2 separate regions of the Mus musculus genome follow, and region 2 is linked to region 1. Evidence: chromatin contacts called from ENCODE Hi-C or POLR2A ChIA-PET data. All regions are on one chromosome and are shown on one strand. The core of a region is the stretch at or near the end of the contact, and the rest is flanking DNA. Distances in the headings are between cores, read along the strand shown. Region 1 holds the start of Ice2 (interactor of little elongation complex ELL subunit 2). Region 2 holds the start of Anxa2 (annexin A2).

Region 1 (4,663 bases), core at 660-3,159:
ATTAATCTGTGGGAATGGAAACTGTAACACTTCAAAATCACTTTGGTATCACAGTGCCAGAGGTGTGGGGGAGCATCTGCACAGCACAGAACTATCTAGGGAATACCTAGATATCATGAGAATACCTAGTTCTAGTACTAGGAAGAATTGTAAATGATTCAGTACAGGTTGGACATGGTGGAACACACCTTTAATCCAGCACTCAGGATGCTGAGGCAGGTGGATCTCTCTGAGTACAAGGCCAGACTGATCTCCATAGTGAGCTCCAGGTAAGCCTGGAGACCAGAGAGACCCAGCCCCCACCCCACCCCAAAATATCCCATTATAATTGAGACTGATACGTTATGGTCAATGTTACTTGAGTGAAGGAATTAAACTGAAATATTGACAACAATTCGAGCACTTCTCCACAAGAAAACTGTAATAATGATATAAAATTATAACTAAGAACTTGAGTGTTAGGTTGTCATTTTAGGAATTGAAATCTTTCCAGCTAGGGGGCTGGAGAGATGGCTCAGCAAATGTCCTGAGTTCGAATCCCAGCAACCACATGGTGGCTCACAACCATCTGTAATGGGATCTGATGCCCTCTTCTGGTGTGTCTGCAGACAGCTACAGTGTACTCATATACATAATAAAAAAAATCTTTAAAAATCAGTCAGCTATAACTCAACAAACTTGGTATATGAACAGGGTAATTTCTGAGACCCTGGTGGCTAAAAATTATAAAATCTCTCCAGGCCAGAAATCTCCTTTCCTATGATACCCACCATCCCCAGCTTGTTCCTTCACAGTGGATCAGGAAGAGGACCAACTCACCAGTTCAGCCTTGGTTCACTCATGGTTATGCTAGAGCTCATCTTCCTAGAATTCTCCTTCACTCTAGCCCACAATTATTTCAGCTGGGCAGTGAAGGCTCCCAGAGAGTGAGGGTCGGATCCTTCCTAGAGTCTACAGTTAACTGAAGACAAACAAAAGGTCAAGATCAAACCTATATCACCTTGGGTCATAAAAAGCCTTTGCTTGATTAGCATCTACCTCAAGTGACTAAAACACACAGGCAGGCAGAACGATTCTTTGTAGCAAAGATCCGTTCCCTTTAACTTATGCAAGGAGTGTTAGCCTCAACATTAGCTGAGTTAGTAAGACCCCAAACCAGAAGGGTGCCCTGTGTTCTCGCATTGTTTACATTATGGCAGGGCTGTCTTCCCTTCCCCTCACTCCCTTACCACCAATACAAATCGTGTTTCCATTTCCTCTAGTTATATACAGCTATGGAGGCGGTCTATGACATGCGATGCACACAGAAAAGGCTCTCTGGATCCCAGGGACCGTGTCCTTTTCAAAGAGAACTTTGCACTTGTGACACTCAGGTGCGAGCAACTCCAGAAAACAATTCACAGGCACCTTTAAAGGTGTCATCGGAATTAACGCTGTAGCTTGACTTCTTCACTCACGCTGGGTGTCTGTCCCTGTCATCCCGTGCGGCCTTGAGATACTTAGGAGTCCAATGCAGGAACTGGCCTCTGGGTCCCTATGGGGTCTCAGGGGCGTCCCTCTCCGCCTACCACCTACCTCTCCTTTCCCCTGAGTGTGGGGCTGAGGGGGAGGGGAGGGAACTACAGAGAAGCAAAGGGAGACAAAAGTATCGGGGAAGGAGAGGGGTCGAATGAGGAAAGCCTTAGGGCCTGTGAGGGAAGCCGCCGAGGAAGACACGTGAGGGAAGCCGCCGAGGAAGGCCTGTGAGCAAAGTCCGGTGAGGCGCTGCCTCAGACCCGCGTCGCCATGTTCCCTCTCCCGCCCCTCGCGTTCCCGACGAGCCGGAGTCGGCGCGCAGCCGCCTTTCCGCCCACCTCAGGGTCCCAAGCGGCTCTGGCCCCCGAGAAAAGCCGACGCTTCCACACACGTTTTGTGCTGAACTCACTGCTGCCCGCCTACGAAGGCCTCATTTAAAAGCCCCGAGGGCGCCCGCACGGCCGCGCGTGATGACGTCACGCGAGCGCCGCGGGACGGGCCTGCGCGCGAATGCAAAGGGAGGACTGGCCACAGTGTTAAGGGACCAGGTAGACCCAGGCTGTAACTTCAGGCTTCCCTCATTCTGATCCTGACTCGTCAGTAGTTTTTATGTGTGTGCTTGATTGTCTGTCTGTCTGTCTGTCTTAGAAATAGTGTCTCAAGTAGGGCAGGTTCACTTTAAATATCCTATGTACTCCAGCCAAGGCTAACCTTGAACTTCTCATCCTTATGACCCCCACATCCTGAGTGTTGGGATTACAGACATGCACTACCACCACACCCCATGTATACGGTGTTGGAAAGGGAACCTAATCTTTCAGGATGACAGGCAAGCACCCTACCAAGTTACATATTCAGCCCCTATCATCAATTTTTATTACATACAGATAAGGGTTTTGGAAAGGTCTAAATAAGACAAAGAATGAAGCTATATTTAGCGCACTACTCAACACATACTAGGCTCTCATTACACCCAAAATCTCCACTCCACTCTCTTTTTCATTTTAGAGATAGGCCAATGTCTGCTAGTGGGCCTTCGAGTCTCTCACGCTATTCTTGCAGCAATTCATTAAAAAGAGATGGATTAAGCACAAATATTTTCTGTTTGGTGTTGAGTGCAAGAAGGACCAAAACTAAAACCGGCTTTTCCAGAACTTCTGATTTTTGGGACTCTAAGTCATCGTGTGTAAACGGATCAAAAAAGAGAGTGACGAGCCACTTTAAGTGTTACTGGGGCTGGAGAAAAGGCTTGGTAGTTAAGACTGTTTGCTGCTGTTCTTCCAGAGGACTCAAGTTCAGTCCTCAGCACCCACATGAGGTGGCTCACAAACATTTGTTATCCAGCTCCTGAGGATTTGGTACCTACCCGCTGCCCTCCTACCTGCTGCCCTCCGAGAGTACCCAAACACATGTGGTACACACATGGAGACATTTAAATAAAAATAAATCTTTTAAGACAAGATGTTGTGGCTAGAACCATAAATGATGACCCCCTTTTAAGCTGGGTGTGGTGGCGCACGCCTTTAATCCCAGCACTCGGGAAGCAGAGACAGGCAGATTTCTGAGTTCGAGGCCAGCCTGGTCTACAGAGTGAGTTCCAGGATAGCCAGAGCTACACAGAGAAACCCTGTCTCGAAAATAAATAAATAAATATTTAAAAATAAAAATAAATAAATAATAAATAAATAAATATTCCCCTTTCAAGTTTACTCATCTTAATCTTCCCTCTTTCACTTGCTTGAAATATCTGATTCTCTTCTATATGTCTTTTGTGTATTTTCTAGTAACATTACTGTTTTAACACACCCATGATGTTATCTTTCTTTCACTTCTGAGTCCCCCATGAAGTATCCATTGTAAGGTAAGGTTGGTAGTCCCCAGTTTCCTCAGTTTTTGCTTATCTTGGAAGATCTTTGTTTCCCCCTCATTTCTGAAGAATAGCTCTGCTGAGTATAGTGATCCTGATTGGCAGTTGTTTTCTTTCCTGACTTGAAATATGTCATTCTGTGCTTTCCTTGCCTGTAGGGCTTTTACTGAGAAATTTCCTCTTACTCTAATGGGGCTTCTATTAAATGTGATTTAGTGCTTTGCAGATTTTACAGTTCTTTTCTATCACGTATTTAGCTGTTATCTTGCTGCTGTTCTGGGGATTTAACCCCGAGCTTTAAGTATGCTAACCAGGCATTAGCGCTGAGCTGTAGCCCCAGTGCTGCCCTATCCTCTTGACAGTGTGGTTATGTAATGGTGATGGTTCTTTCTGCTCATGTCTTTTCTGGGGATCCAGAGGTCTCCGGTTTATGAGTGTCCAATACCTTTCTGAAGCTAGGGAAGCTTTCTGTTAGCATTTCATTTAATGACTGTTCTACACATTTAAACTTTATTCTCTTGACCTGGGTATGGCAGTGATAGAAATGTTTGTCCCCCATTCAATGCTGTCTCCCAAAATCTTGAATGTCCTTTTTTTTCTCTTTTGTTCTGAATTTGATAGTTTGAAAGGTATGCCTTTAAGTTCTCACAGTCTCTCTTCCACTTGATGTGCTCTGTAGTTGAGGCTTTCACGTGAATTTTCTAAAAGATATTTATTTTTAAAATAAATTATTTCAGGTTTATGTGTCTTGTTTTATGTGCATAAATGTTTTGCCTGCACATATGTCTGTGTGTGCAGTGCCTGTAGGGCATCAGAAGAGGGCGTTATAGTCCCTGAAAGTGGAGCTATTGGATGTCTGTGAATCACCATGTGGGTGCTGGAACAAATGCTCTTAACTGCTGAGCCATCTTTTCAGCCATTATCTATTTTAATTTATTTTAATTTAATTTTAAGTGTATATTTGCACACGTATGTATGCATGTATGTATGTATGTGCACTATGTATATGTAGTATCACATGCCAGAAGAGGGTGTTGGATCCTCTGCAACTGGATTACAGACACCATGTGAGTGCTCAGAACTGAACTCAGGTCCTCTACAGGAGCAACCAGTGAGTGCTCTTAGCCACTGAGCCAGCTTTCTAATCCTCAAATGAACTTTATTTTTTATTTTTATTTTTTCTAGACTCGCTCCTGATTTTAAGCATTTCTGTTTGGTTCTTGTTCAAAACTGGTTTTCACTTGATTTTCTCTCTCAAATCTCACTCTGTCTTCCTAGCTC
Region 2 (4,190 bases), core at 1,445-3,944, 56 kb before region 1:
AAGCCCAGCTCTATTAACAACTGGATGAAAGCCAGGAAAGGAGACCCAGCTAGGTTTGGGAGTGGATATTAATCTGAGGAAAATATAAAATGTCAAGTCAAATTGCTATCTGCCCAGTCAATTCGCTTATCTTGTCTCTTGTTTTCTTTCCCAATAGGTTCAGCATCTAAAAACTAAGGATGTGTGAGTGTGTTTGTGTGAGCGTGTGGATGTGCACATTGTGTGCATATTTATGTATATGTGTGTCCAGTCCACTGTGTATTCTCAGTACCATTACCTGTGATTAGGACATCATGGATACTACAAGATAGTTTGTAAAACAAATGGCCCATAGTGCCTGGTACTCCTTTTGTAACACAACCACCTTTGCTTGATGAAACAAGTCTCCCTACAAGCCAAGAGTTAGAGCAAAAATTCCCATAAATGCTCACACATATTAATCTGGGCCCAAAGGTTCAGGGAGAAACCACAGTCCTCAAAAATCAATAGCAATTTAGAAGAGTTCCTGCCTTGCCAGGAAAACTACTTAAAGCAGAGACTAGCCAGGAAGCTAATGACCAAGACTGCCTGCCTAATGCCAATCAATAGGGTACTTTAATAGCTCAAAGACACAGGATGTGAAACATTGAGGCACCAGTCCAAGGCCTCTGTCAAAGCCTCAAGTGCTGCCTGGCTAGTTAGTCAAACTTCCTGAACCTCTAACACACCGAACAGGAAACCCTCAACCGAGAGATGCACCTAGTGGGTTGCCCTGCTGCAGCAGACCTGATGGGTGCTTCTGGAGAAACCCTTGGACTTCAGATCAGCTGTGTGCTTCGGAGAGCGGAAGAGGACAGGGATCTCTCTGCCCTGGTCTCCTCTGCTGGCTCCAAGTTCCCTGACTCAGATCCAGAGTGCTTCATACTCTGAAAGGAGCAGGAAGTGGGTGGGACTGCAAGTCTCCAAAGCCAACCTAACAGGTCAAGGGACACAGGCTGCAAGACAGTGGGAGGAATGCAGGAAACAGAAACGGGAGAAGGGTTTCCAATTGATAGGATTTATGATTTGATCAAGACTATCTTTAGAACTAAGGGAGAAAAAAATTGAGCCCCACATCAGTGATTTATTCTTCCTACCCACAGATCACCCCTCACCCTCCCCAGTTTGCATTCTGCTCCCCTGCCTTTAGCCAGAACTCGGATACACTGCAAATTAATCTTTTTCTGGTGCTAGCTTGGGATTCCAAACACATTCTATAGCTTTGTTGGGGTTGGGCAGGGAAGTGGCTTCCCGAGTCCAAGTTGCAGACCCACCTAATTATACTCCTGAGTGTTTCAGGCTGAGGATCTTGAATTCCAAGAGTTTATGGTTGCTTTTAAGGGCTGGAGTTGAATATGGCATAATAGTTCACACATGAATAGCTTTTTCAAGTTCTGGGAATGAAGTTCAACCTACTACGGTACTCTACCAATTACCAATAAGCTTGATCGTGATCATAAGCTCATGGTTTTTTTCTTTTCTCTCTCTCTCTCTCTCTCTCTCTCTCTCTCTCTCTCTCTCTCTTTTTTTTTTTTTTTTTTTTTTTTTGGTAGTTGGGTTTTTCCCCCTACAGGAATCTCACTTACTATGTAGCTCAGGTCGGATTCAAAAGGGATCTTGCTGCTCCAGTCTTCTGAGTGTTGAGATTACGGCTCTGTCTCAAGTAACAGTTATTTTGTTGCCTTTGCTTTGCTTTTACATTTGCATGACACTGTTTCAGTACGCTTTATTTAGCTATTTTTGAATGAACTTGTTTTCGGAAACCTTCAATAACTCAGTGTGAGTGGCGCTATCAACAGCAGAGTTCGGAAACCACTTTCATAGATAAAGAAACTTCTCCAACCACAGCCCTCCGCGCCAGCTTTGGAACCTGAGGCCCAGGAACCACGCCCTTTTCTATAGACCCTATCAACTGATTCATGGTGGCATCAGCACAGTCAAGGCAACGTTCCCTACAACCACCCGGGGACACTTCCTTCTGCACACATTCTAAGCGAGCCACAAACTCCCCAGAAGAAATGAAGTCTGAGGTCGCTGACCTAGCAGACAATCTAGCGTTCATGACGAAGACTGAGTTGAGATTGTAAAGAAGGGCACCCAGTAGTCAAGACTTGAGGTTCTGGTGCCCCCTGGACCTCCCCCAGGTACCCTGCTCCGACTCCACAAAGGCACGTCCCTCAGTTGCAAGGAAATTCACCTGAAATTGCAGAAGTTACGGTCCAGAGTGAGAGAACGCAGTGCGGAAAGCGAAGTGGGACTTCTCACTGCTGGGCCGGAGGCTCCCCCAGCGGCCACACCCAGTCCCCCTCCTGACATCTAGCACGTCTGGAATGCCGCCCCCTCGGCTCCCCGCCCCACAAAGGGTCTCCCCGTTCCGAGGAAACCTCAAGGGGAAGCACGCCCCGACCCCTGCGCCCCGACCCCTCAGGAGAGTGGCATGCAAAGAGCACGGTCACTTGCGGGACACTTTGCAACTCTGTTGCAGGGCCTCGCAGATCACCGGGTGGAGTGGGTCCCTCTCCGTGCCTCCCGGGGTCCCCATCGCCGGAGCCTGCCCGCTCCCCGTTCAGCACCGCAACCCCGAGGCCATAGCGGGCGACCGGGCCGCGCCCCACTTACCTGGGCCGGGCACGTATCGCTGAGAGCCTCCCTTGAAGCGGAGCAGCCCGGCTGGGCTGGGTGGGGCTTTTATACCCGCCCCATCCTCCCAGCGCGAGGCCGCCCCACATCCCCTCCCTCCCCGGCCTGTTCCCACCCTGCTGGGTGACTCATCCAACTTGGAACGTAGCCCAAGCCCAGTCCTGCCCTACGTGACAGCTCCACCGCCTCCCCAGGCCCTACAAGTATCCACCCATTTCCCCCGCCCAAATCCCCTTACTCCTAGAGTACAGGGCCCTGCTCAGGCTGGCTCTGGGTTATTAAGATTTCAGCTGCTTGGCTTGCCCAACTCACTTCTTTTGCTTTTAAAAGGCTTCTAGGCAGCGAGGTAATGGAGGGTAGAATTGTTTCAAGGCGCATATATTTGGATTCCTCTGAACTGGGCCGTTGGCACCCAGCTCTCCATCACTGTCTGCAAACATATTAGCTTAACCTCTGGTCACCAGCTGGAGCAGTGTGAGGAGGGTGTTCGCTTGGCCCTGCTTTACACAGTCTACTCCGCCTTGTAAATCAAAGCGGAGAGGCCTCTAACCAGCTAGGGAGACTAAGAGGTAAGGCTAGAAGGTACCTCCTTCCCCCAGTACTCCAATACACCCCAGGTCCTACGGTCTTTTCCTAATTGTAGGTTATTGAAGGTTTTTCCCCCTTCTCATTCCTTGACAAACTGTTTCTCTGGGTCATATTGTTTCTTTTCTAGCTTGCTTTTCCAGGAAACAACGCAGTAGTGAACTGTGTTTGTGGGTGACTGTTCACACCGCATTAAACTTCAAGCTAGCAAGAGAGCTGGAAATACCTTAAACACTAGTTTTGGTTCTTTTGTTTTGTTTTGTTTTGTTTTGTTTTTGTTTTTCAAGGCAGGGTTTCTCTGTATAGATCTGGTTGTCTGGAGACTAGGCTCGTCTGGAATCAGAGATCTGCCTGCCTCTGCCTCCCCAGTGCTGGAATTAAAAGTGTACACCACCACCGCTGCCCAGTCACACTAGGTCTTTCAACTCCGTCCTTGCAGAGTCTACCTCTCTGCTTTCTCTAGGTTCTAACGATTCTCTTCCATCTAGTTGTGTGTGCTTGTGGTTCACTCGTATCACACGTGGTCACGTGTATCACACATGACCTGCAAGGCGCTGTCAGCCTCTAGGATGCTGTCCCTTCAGAGCACCCACCTTGGCCCAGCTTGTTATTTGAGACAAGGTATCTCTTTGGCCTGGAGCTCACAAATTAGGCAAGATTGGTTGGCCAAAAAGCCTTCTACCTGAACTTGGAACAGAACTCAGGTTCTTAAGCTACAAGATCTTAGGCCACTATCTTCCCAGCCCTGGTCCCTTCTGATATCAACATCTGTTTATACTTTCCACTACGGTCTCAATTCACTCCTAGGAACCAAAGGATGACAGTTAGGGGAAGAGATAGGCACAGTGCCCACTGTCACATAGACAGGTAGCTGTGAAGTTGGCCCCAGCAGAGTGACAAACAGAAAACAAGATATCCCTTTTGATACAATGTCTGATTTACATTCA

Evidence for each region. Hi-C counts contacts between places; a loop is a spot of excess contacts on that map. ChIA-PET counts read pairs that join two places held with the same protein, here RNA polymerase II (POLR2A).
Region 2: a loop to region 1 is called in a map of T-helper 17 cell, with 1.8 times the contacts of the local background. The contact joins the promoter of Anxa2 here to the promoter of Ice2 in region 1. A Hi-C loop is called at or near these places in 1 of 37 maps with a recorded cell type or tissue (T-helper 17 cell). POLR2A ChIA-PET finds 5 or more read pairs at or near these places in 1 of 5 experiments (Patski).

The regions. Positions count from the first base shown.
Region 1 is chr9:69,395,244-69,399,906 of GRCm38, reverse strand. It overlaps Ice2 (interactor of little elongation complex ELL subunit 2), which reads right to left and starts at 1,909. Exons shown (of 16, transcript NM_145618.3): 1 at 1,854-1,909; 2 at 820-961. The coding sequence starts at 860.
Region 2 is chr9:69,452,187-69,456,376 of GRCm38, reverse strand. It overlaps Anxa2 (annexin A2), which reads right to left and starts at 2,694. Exons shown (of 13, transcript NM_007585.3): 1 at 2,638-2,694.